2 separate regions of the Homo sapiens genome follow, and region 2 is linked to region 1. Evidence: read pairs that join two places in POLR2A ChIA-PET (ENCODE). Cell type or tissue: OCI-LY7. All regions are shown on one strand. Links, peaks and the distances in the headings refer to the core of each region. The heading gives the core; the rest is flanking DNA. Region 1 has its middle 210 kb from the start of CLIC5. Region 2 overlaps CYP39A1 (cytochrome P450 family 39 subfamily A member 1).

The links. ChIA-PET counts read pairs that join two places held together with the same protein. Peaks named below come from ENCODE experiments on the same cell type or tissue, not always from the same donor. Only the 100,000 strongest peaks of a DNase experiment are listed, where the experiment ranks them.
Region 2: POLR2A ChIA-PET joins it to region 1 with 5 read pairs; 1 of 35 experiments calls an interaction of 5 or more read pairs at or near these places.

Annotation. Positions count from the first base shown.
Region 1 is chr6:45,804,816-45,810,204 of GRCh38, reverse strand. No RefSeq gene overlaps it. Among named protein-coding and RNA genes, the nearest start is that of CLIC5, 210 kb to the left of the region's middle. In OCI-LY7, for the core only: no CTCF peak of the experiment used is centred there; no DNase peak of the experiment used is centred there; H3K4me3 peaks cover 689 bases.
Region 2 is chr6:46,638,708-46,644,096 of GRCh38, reverse strand. CYP39A1 (cytochrome P450 family 39 subfamily A member 1) reads left to right here. Exons shown (of 12, transcript NM_016593.5): 2 at 1,799-1,934; 3 at 4,429-4,603. Among named protein-coding and RNA genes, the nearest start is that of CYP39A1, 11 kb to the left of the region's middle. In OCI-LY7, for the core only: no CTCF peak of the experiment used is centred there; a DNase peak (open chromatin) is centred at 426; H3K4me3 peaks cover 1,844 bases; H3K27ac peaks cover 4,386 bases.

The sequences.
Region 1 (5,389 bases), core at 190-5,189:
CTGATCCTGATCCACACTGAGTGAGGCTAGTGACAATGTAAGAGTTAAAGGAGGGTATATTGTGGTAGGATGGGACCAACTACACAATCTGAGAGGGGTCTGAGGCTGTTGTCGATTCTGTACATTTGGAGGATGACAAAATGAAAGCGGAGCTCTCCAACTCCGGCTTTGCTTCTGTCCTGTCTGGAAAGAACAGTGATATTCAGGCCAACGAGAGCAATATAAAAATTGGTGAAGGATCTCCCAAAGCTCAACAGGGATGTGTAACCAGGATGAGCTGGTCCAGCTGCCCAAAATGAAATCAAGAGTCTTGGCCCAGAAACTTAACCTGAGAGAAATAGCAATAGAACTACCAAACCCTTGTAGACAATCTTCACAAAAGGGGACCTAAACTTGAGTGTGCTTGATGTCTTCCTGGGAAGTTTTTTGGGAATGCAGATTCCAGGGCCCCTCCTTCAGATAGGCTTATTTGATGGGTCCAAAAAAGGGGGTCTGAATTTGTAATAAACGCGCCAGGCGATTCTCTTAAAGGTGGACTTTTAATGGACCACTCTTCGAGAAACACTTGAAGAATATTGATGAAAAACCAATTGGTAAACACCTATTTGTTGGTGGACAAACAGAAAAGACTGGAAATTTAAGAGAGAGAGAGAGAGGAAAAAAAAATATATGTATATATATGTATGTATGTGTGTGTGCCATTTTAATTTTCAAATAAGAAATTTCTAAGATGGATTTCTCAAAATACAACCTACTGAGCTACTTGCCAGTTCCTATCAGATGCAAGGCGTGGCCTCTCGCAGCTAGGACAATACGAATATTAGTGGCAAAGCCTGGTCTGCTGATGCCCACTCTCTCTAAGAGATTTTTCCTCTGAACACACCTAAGCACTATTCTGAGCTATCTGTTTATTTGTTTGAAGTTGATGCCTTTACCCAAAAGAATGAACCTGAAGATAAAAATCAAAGATGCCTTGGCAAACTGAAGCATAATATAGATACACATATCACTTGGGTGTATATGTGGTCATCAGTGGGCTAGACAGCTGCAAGTATGCAAATCAGAGCCCTGGAAGCCACACTGTTAAAAATGCCTCGGCTGGCACCTCCCCACCACTCAGGCAGCCCACATTCTAATAATGGCATTTCCTTCCTATCTGGTTGCTAATTCTCTGAGATGCAAACAAAGAAGAAATGAGAAAAAGAAGTGACCTGCCAACTAGCTCCATAGAAAAATTCCTCCCAGATTTAAGATTTTTATCTCTTGTTAACTTTGGTTTCTGAAATAATAACTAACATGTGCATAGCGCTTTATTCTTTAACAAGGTTCTTTCATGTGTATTATTATCTCATTTTATCCTCCCATCAGTCCCATAAAGTAGATAAGACAAATGGTTTAATGACACTGGGGCCATACAGGCTGAGCTAGAGGCAGAGCTCAGATGATCAGAACTGGGACTCGAACTCAGTGTCCTGATCACAAATCCAAAACCAGTCCTTTGAGCCAGACAATCATCTCTTTAAATCCTTTGTGGAAAAGAAGACAGTGCAAAGTACTTAATAAGCTAATTAGTCCATTAAATAAATGGCTCAGACAGTTGTGGCTGCTCTTCCGATCACCGTTATATTTGTGTTTGCTTTCCCTCAAAATTAACTTCATTATGCCTCTGAGTTGGCGGATGCCAACACATATCCACAGGGAATTACATTTCTGCACTGGAAGGAAGCTCCCTCTTGGATGTTTTGCAAGATTCATCAAGGAACCTGATGGAAATTGAGCCTGTCATTAATGAGACAGGGCAATTTGGCGCAGAGAAAACAAACCCCTAAAATGACTGTGTCAGCAACCTCCTTGCACTCCCCGCTGAAATAGAGCAGGAACCAGTTCCCAGAGGGCAGGGGCCATGTAGTCAAACACTCTGCCATGGTGCCTAGTGCAGTGTCACAGGCAGAGTGGGTGTCCAGAAACATTTGTGGCACGAATGATTCAGGATGACCACACGCTGTGTGAGACAGAAGTGGAGGGAACAAAGCTGAAGAGCAATAAATCAGGGCCTGAGGGTTCTCATCCCAGCTCCAGTCTGACATAGAGCAATTTTCTCTTCTTTCTCATGGGTAAAGCACTCTAGATGAGGACAAACTAACCATCTTATTACTGGAAAATCTATACAAAATCCACCAGAGAAGGTTAGGCACTTAAACCAAAGTGGCTTAACAAGAAAGGGGGAAGTAGCCCAAATTCAAAACTCAGAACACTAACCAGGAGAAACATCAGTTTCATTCGCTTGCCTTTGTAAAATGATCCTCCTTGCTAACCTGAGGTTGACTGTATGCTTAAGGGTTAAATGTATTACCAGCTGGCAAATGACCTTCTTGAGAGAGAAAGGGGAAGCAAGAGAGGTCAATGCCTCAGAAATAACTAGTTTAATAAAAATAATCTCCCCCTCACATTTCTGACACCACCGGGCAGTCACACCATCCTGCTTCAGGTCACCAGACGCAGCTCCGTGAAGTCAGAGGAAATTATAGAAATCCATCATGGCTGAGTTTTCTGACCTGGTTATTACTTGCTGCTTTTTATCTTCCAAACAGACCCTAAATTTAATTGCCTTGTTGTAATGGATTAACCTCTGAGGTCCACAGTAGCATTTATATTGTGTTCAAAGGGAAGGTTGAGGGTTCTGAGCCAGTGTGGGGAGTGTGCTTTTATCAGACCAAAGCTGTCCTTGCTCAGTTCTGAGTAACTCCAGTAAACACTTGTCTGTGAAGGTCACATGAATGTCTAGGCAAAGAGAAACAAAAAGAGACTCTCATTTGATCTGAAGGAATCAATGCACCCTCTCCAAGCTAATTTCAATATGGAGGAGAAGCAAGCAAAGGCCACAGGGACTGTGACTCTGCAAATAAGTACTAAAGGCACCAGTTTTAGAGAAGGGAGAGATGTGGGTCTTAGTCTTTCCTGTGTCATATATCTCTCTACTTCTAGATCATTCTCATCAGAAAACAGCCCCTCCTGTCTCCCATCTACTAAAAGGACCTCTTGACTCATATTCCCATTTCTTTGTTATTCCTTAAAATAAGTTCTTTAAAAATATTAGCTATGCAGGCAATCTGTCACTTCCCTTCACTCTACCTACACTTCTCTTGTCAGAGTCATCCACAACCTTTCATGAAGCCAGATTCCATAGACACATTTTTTTTAATCCGTCTCCATCACCTTTGTAGTAGCATTTGACACAAGACTGATCCCTTCTTCTTGAAACATGATTTCCTCCTAGATTTGGTGTGAAACCCATCCTCTCCTTGTTTTACTTTTCCTTTCTGGCCATTCCTTCCCTAGTTCCATTCCTCTTACTCACCTACCAATCATGTCAGTGTTCTCTCCGGGGCCTTCTTCTTGTTTCTCTCTATCCTCCTTCCCTAGACATTCTCATCTGTTCCTATGGCTCTCAATGCCATCTATAAACTGATGACTCTAAAACATGCATCTCTAGTTTCTAACTTTGTGTTTGAACTTGAGACTAGCATATTCAGTTACTTGTCTGGCATCACTGATGTATCCCAGAGAGATCACAAACATATGCTCAAATCTATTTCTTCAAGTATTCGTCATCCCAGTACATGGCATCACCATCCACCCAGTTGCTCAAGCCAGACCCAACTGAGAGTCACCCTTGAGCCTACCCTTCTCTTACCACCAATCTACTGCCAGTATTGTTGATTCTATCTCCAAAGTACATTTCAAACAAATCTACTTCTCTGCATCTCTATTGACATCATCTAGCTCAAGCTGACAACTTCCTCTCTCAAACCCACAGCCAGTGACCCCGAGTGCAGGCTCACACAGCCTCTGTCAACTCCACCTTACTTGTCTGTTTTCTGTTCCTCAAGTACACCAAGTTCATTCCCACCCCAGGACCTTTGCACTTGCAATTCTCTCTGCTCTGTCTTCTGATCTTCTCATGCCTGGTTCCTTCCTGTCACTCTGATAGTAGCTTAAGTATCACCTGTTTTGAGATCTTCCTTGCCTACTCAATCTAAAAAATTATGAGAGACTTAAGTTCAAATTCTAGCTCCCTACTTTCTAACAGTAAGGAAAAAATAAAGAGTGAGCATAGGAAGCAGGAGAGTGAACAACATGTAACACTAACTGATATGGTTTGGCTCTGTGTCCCCACCCAAATCTCATCTCATAGCTCCCATAATTCCCGCATGTTGTGGAAGAGACTCGGTGGGAGATGATTGAATCATGGGGGGCAGGTCTTTCCCATACTGTTCTCATGATAGTGAATTGGTCTCAAGAGGTTTTTAAAACAGGAGTTTCTCTACGGAAGCTCTCTCTTTGCCTGCTGCCATCCATGTAAGACATGACTTGCTCCTCCTTTCCTTCCACCATGATTGTGAAGCCTCCCTAGCCATGTGGAACTGTAAGTCCAATTAAACCTCTTTCTTTTGTAAATTGCCTAGTCTCAGGTATGTCTTTATCAGCAGTGTGAAAACAGACTAATACATGAACCATGATCTTGGGTTCAAGATCTGGCTCTGACACTACCTGCCTTATGAGTCTTTCCACTATATTGTAGTAGGTAGAAGGAGGCTAGGTAAGATGGATGGGCAACGAGCAAGAGAGAGTTTATGGTGGGATGGCTGTTAGACTTTCTGGCCAATGTGTGAAGGAGGCTTCTGCCAAACAGAAATGACCACAGACAGCAATTATTGGCTGAAAGGGAGCTTTAATAAAATTGATGCATCTTATATATCTCCAAAACAAGCAATAAACTTCGCTCAGTAGGAATATGAGGGATTTTAACTTATGGTCCTTTCCTTTGAGCCCTAAAAATACCATGACAATTAAGAATACATAGATCAAATAATAATCATAACTTGCATTCACTAATGCTCTTATGCTAGCTGGACACCCTACTCTCAATATCCTGTTCAATCCTTCCACAACCCCTTGAGGTAGGTTTTCTGTTACTATTCCCACTTTATAGAATAGAAAACTGAATATTACACTAAAGCTCACACAGGTAGAAAGCTGAGATTTGAACCCAGGTGTGTCTCCTCCCTGGGGCTATAATATTTCCTGTAAAAAAGACATCTTGGACAAGATCTGATTGGGTTCTAACTCAGGAAGTTAAGCAAAGTTCATTATTTTGGGAGAAGTCCTCTTAGAGGAGCTGGAAATCATGTTCAGTCTTAGTGTATGTGTTGGAATAGGAAAGACAAAATCAAAAGAAGAGGGCATGGAGCAGTTATTCCTCTACTGAGTGCACAGCCTATGGACTTGAATAGTAGGAGACACATTTGGAGAGAATAGGAGGCTGCAGTGGCCACAACACAGTGTGCATATCCTGCCTTCCCTCCTTCCTTCATTCAATCATTCATTC
Region 2 (5,389 bases), core at 60-5,059, 830 kb before region 1:
TAAGATCTTTGTGGTGATGGAAACATTCTGTATCTTGACTGTATCAATGTCAATAACTTGGTTGTGATACTGTACTATAGTTTTGCAAGATGTTAATACTGGGAAAACAGTAATGGATACGTAGGCTCTTTCTGTAACATTTCTTACAACCGCATGATAATCTACAATTATCTCTAAATAAAAAGTTTAGTTAAAAAATATACAAGCACCACTTCTACAACATACCGTGTGTGCCTGCCTGTACTTCGTAACACCGAGGCTGCTGACATTGCATACAAAAAAAGAACAAAAGGAAAGCAAGTAAAACAAACACAACAACAAAACCCTGTTGCATAATTTCTAACACTGTGCATGACCATCTTTTACTCCGCAGTTATATTGCAGTTACTTTAAATGCCTCACATCAACAATTATCTCAACTGCTGATTCAATGTATTTGAATGTGGTTAGTCTACACTTGTGGCCAGGTGCTTATAGATGTTACAAAAAGCTACCTACTAATGGGAAGTTAAGAATTCTCATTTGAACAAAACTTTAACAATGAAAATGAGTCATCTTCTAACTACTGGTTAACAAACAATTACAGATAGGAATGTTAGAAAGCAGTGTAGATGTCTGGATCACTAATGCACAAAAATGGGACTTCATTTTCTGGTGGCTTAATGATTTTTGGGCCTGCAAGTTGCCTAGTAGCACCCAACACTGTGTTGCAGGAGTAATCATGTGTCATCTCTTGGGAGGTATAGAAATGACTAATACTGAAGTAGTGATGAGCATAAATTATGCCTTGAGATATGTATAATGCTGTAATGGAATATGAAAGTATGGTGATTTCTTTTGATGATAGAGTCATGGAGAAGACTGAGGTTTGTTGCCCACATTCATAATTGAAGAAACTGCTAAATTATACTTAGACGCCAATAAAAATGATGACTTTTTTTTCCCAACAAGGTCATAGACCCCTGCTATCAAACCCTGTGCTACAGTATGTTCAAAGGTTGCTAAGAGTGATCTGATAAAGAGGGGAAAATTAATGATGTAGGAGAGAGAGAGTCATAAATGTAGAAGAGAGAAGGCAAGAGTGTAGGATCCATAACACAAATGGAGAAGTGTTGACATTTCACAAGGGCAGGAACCTCCATCCGTGTTAAGAGGAGGGAACGCATGGAGAATGGGTGCAAATGTATATACCTTGCAGGATTTAGTAGCGAGAAACTGAGACCGCTACTTGATTGCTCCATTTTTCTAGTGAGTTACAAGGCAGGGACACTATGTCAGAATGGAGAGGTTGGGCAGGTTGTACAGGTGAAATAATCATTTTGAAAACTAGGAAAGTGAACAGATTAGAAAAGTGTATAGGATTGCAAGACATTGTTGAATAACCATGGATTTCCCATAAACCAGTTGGCAATTTTGAACCTTTTTGTTGAACAATATTCAGCTATAGGTTGCTTATAAGTCTACCAATATCTTGAAAACAATGTTTAAATGTCACAATGTTGATATAATTTCTAATTATTTATAATTATTATTTTCTACTTATTTCATAGTACAAGAAAAGAAGCTATAAATAGGCAATAAAATGATCAAAGGGAATATTACATATTAGGACAGAACAAATTAAAATGTATATAATTCAGATCTGGCTGAAACAATCAAAATTTATAACTAATTGCCAAATATAATCATAATAATTTTTCTTTTGACTATAACTTCAGCATTAGGATTCTTGAGGAGAATGGTCTTAAACATGGCTTAGGAATGCTTACTAATATAATCTATGTTTGTTTTATTTCAGTATGGACCAATATTTACAGTCTTTGCTATGGGAAACCGAATGACCTTTGTTACTGAAGAAGAAGGAATTAATGTGTTTCTAAAATCCAAAAAAGTAGATTTTGAACTAGCAGTGCAAAATATCGTTTATCGTACAGGTAAAGAATATTTTCAGATAGTCCATTCGAAATCCAACATTGGAATCCAGGAGTAGTTTTAGGTAAAAATTACATCCTCATTCCTCTATCAAGAATGATGAGGGTCCATTATTTTATTCTTGAGGTATGGGTAGAAGAGGAAAGAGTTATGGGTAGAATAGTTTGGCCATTGAAATGCAAATGAATGGCAGCCTAATACATTTAGATTTGAATTAGACACGTGAAAGTGATAAGGTTACCTCATTGATGTTTTCTTTAGAGAATATTTGGAATCTGTATCATGTTACAGCTTCCAAGATGTCACTAACTCTGTTCCACTGCTGTGTATACAGTGTTCTACAGGGTACAGCTCTTGGACTGGTTACATGTTACTCAGTCCCTGAAACTAGAATTCCATGGCTTAGTAAATCCTTTACAGTGGCATTTCCTGACAAATTTTATAGGGCTGTTATGGTCAATGGGAGCTTGACTTGCCCTTTCACAAATCCTCCATCTTCAGAGACTACCAGATTGTACAGTCAGCATGCTTCCAGTATGGCTGTCTGCCTTCATTTCTTCCTAGGCTGCAATTGTGTGTACTGGGGCCATGTGTCCTCCCTGGAACGCAGAGCTGGTTCAATTTGTGTCTGGTTCTTTTTTGTGCTTTCACAATGTTTTTGCTTGCTTCTATTCTCTGTGGCTTCTTTCTCTCTGTTTCCCTTTTTTCTTCTTTGGTTCCTTTTCATGTAACCTTTTGTGCATTTCTTGCCATTAAGACAAGAAAGTTTGTTTTAAAAGCTACCAGTAATCAATAGAATTATATATATTTTTTCTTCTTGTATGCATGATCATCACAACCTGTTGGTGAAATTATTTGATTATTTAGTGCTTCTTGATACTTGGACTATGGAATTTTAGATCAAATAATATAAATATTTTGAAGGCCTTTGATCTGTAGAGTCGCGTATCCCTTCAGAAAAATTTACTAAGTTACCTATCAGAGGTGTATGGAAATGATTGAGTTTTTTTCACCTGAGCCTCCTCTGGGGACTTTCATGTTTAAATATTTCATTGAACAGATGAAATATATTAATATTTATTCTTGAGTCAGCTTCCCATCCCTCCCATATAGTAGATGTATGCTACTATACATACAGAAGATGTATAGTAGCATACTATACATACCAGCATAGTATATGTATAGTAGCATAGTATACATACTATACTGGTATGGTAACATAGAGAAGATGTATGCTCAGGAAATCTAAAAACTGTTTTTCATTAACTTACACAAAATGTATCTTACACGTAATAGGATGACGAAATACAAAATTAAAACTTATTCTTTGAAAAAGTTACTTCAATAAAATGACAACAATGGACACAGGGGACTACTAGAGGGAGGGGGGTGGGCGGCAGGGGGCAAAGGTTGAAAAACTAACTATTGAGTACTGTGCTCATTACCTGAGTGATGGGATTAATCATGCCCCAAACCTCAGCATAACACAATATACTTGTATAACAAACCTGCACATGTACCCTTTGAATCTAAAATAAAATTCAAAATTTTTTTAAAACAGAAAAAGTTACTTCAAGGTCAATAAAACAAGATAAAATAAAAATATAAAGAAATGAGTAAACAATAAACCACAATTTCTAATTAGGAATGTGTGTTATAGAAGGAGCACGAATACTAACATAAAGAAAATAGTGGGCTCAAAGCTATTCATGGGGTTAGGAAAGGCCTCCTGGTGGAAGTAGTGTTCAAGAAGACACTTGAAGGACAAATAGAAATTTGCAGGAGAAGTTTGAGGCTCATAGGTATAAGTGTGTGGGATTGGGTGGGAGTAGATATGGGTATAATAAAGGAGAGAACATTCTGAGCAGACAGAACAGCCTCTGAAATGCTGGGATATGTAAAATATGTTTTTAATGTATCTGGACTGTAGATTTTGAGGGAGAAGGGCTGAAAATACCAGCTCTCTTAATCACCCATTTATAGATTATCCCTTAAAGTGAATAGATTTCCATCATCTCACAGAATACGTTGAATCTTTTTTATTTGTTTGTTTTGAGATAAAGTCTCTCTCTGTCACCCAGGCTGGAGTGCAGTGGTGTGATGTTGGCTCACTGCGACTCCAACTCCTGGGTTCAAGCGATTCTTCTGCCTCAGCCTCCCCAGTAGCTGGGATTACAGGTGCCCGCCACAGCCGGCTAATTTTCCTATTTTTAGTAGAGACAGGGTTTCACCATGTTGGTCAGGCTGGTCTGGAACTTCTGACCTCAAGTGATCCACCTGCCTTGTTCTCCCAAAGTTCTGGGATTACAGTTGTGAGCCACCACACTCAGTCGAGAATAGGTTGAATCTTTATCTACTTTTATTTATGGGAGGTGACCTTATGTACTGAGAGGACTTTGGCTGTAGTCCCTGCTGACCAAATAATAGTAGATATATATTGACTGTGTGTTTCAAGGAGTTGTTGCTTATTTTGAAAATAGTTTTCTTTGTTCATAGCATCAATTCCAAAGAATGTCTTTTTAGCACTGCATGAAAAACTCTATATTATGTTGAAAGGGAAAATGGGGACTGTCAATCTCCATCAGTTTACTGGGCAACTGACTGAAGAATTACATGAACAACTGGAGAATTTAGGCACTCATGGGACAATGGACCTGAACAACTTAGTAAGGTAAATAGACGCATTAGTATGATTTAGTCTTGCTTTTTGTTTTAAATAAAAAAATTGAAACCTATAGATTGGACTTCAAACATTGTCAGGTTGATTAATGAAATCTACCTAACTAGGCTATTAAGAGATTATTTTAATCTTTTAAATTATTTTTTTTTGAGATAGAGTCTCGCTCTGTCACCAATCTTTTAAATTCTAATTCAGTTTAGCATTTCTATTTTATGGTGAGCAAACAAGCCAATACAGTCATTGTAATACATTTGCAGTAATTTATCCTTAGTCATTCCATACATTTGTGTATAAACTACACGGATTTTCTTCTTATAATTTTCATACTTCCTGTAGAATTTTGATAAAACATTCAGTGCAATTTGCTATTATTAGAATGAGAGGACGTTGAGAGGATAGGGGAGAGAATGGAATCATAAAGTGGTGAAAAAAGTCCAGGAGATGTTTGTGTTACTTAACAAGTGGCTCAGGCAAAGTCAGTGTGGGCCTCAGGACTGAGCCCCAGGGTCCTCTATTAAGGGAGATCCCAAGAGACAGGGAAGAGCAGCAGACGGAGTCAGCCCCATTCTGAAGCTTTCTGGAAAAGTTAAAGTCTGGGCATGGGAGACATGAGAAAATTTCCCACATGCATAAAGAGATTTCGTAAGTTGAAGTTACCTGAGTCACTTTGCCATCTCAGCAGGAATCCTGGAATGCCCAAGGCAAGATTGAGCAGTTCAGACTCAGAATGACAGTGAACATTTTGTTAGAGGTCCAGTAGTAGGGGGTGGAGGGGGG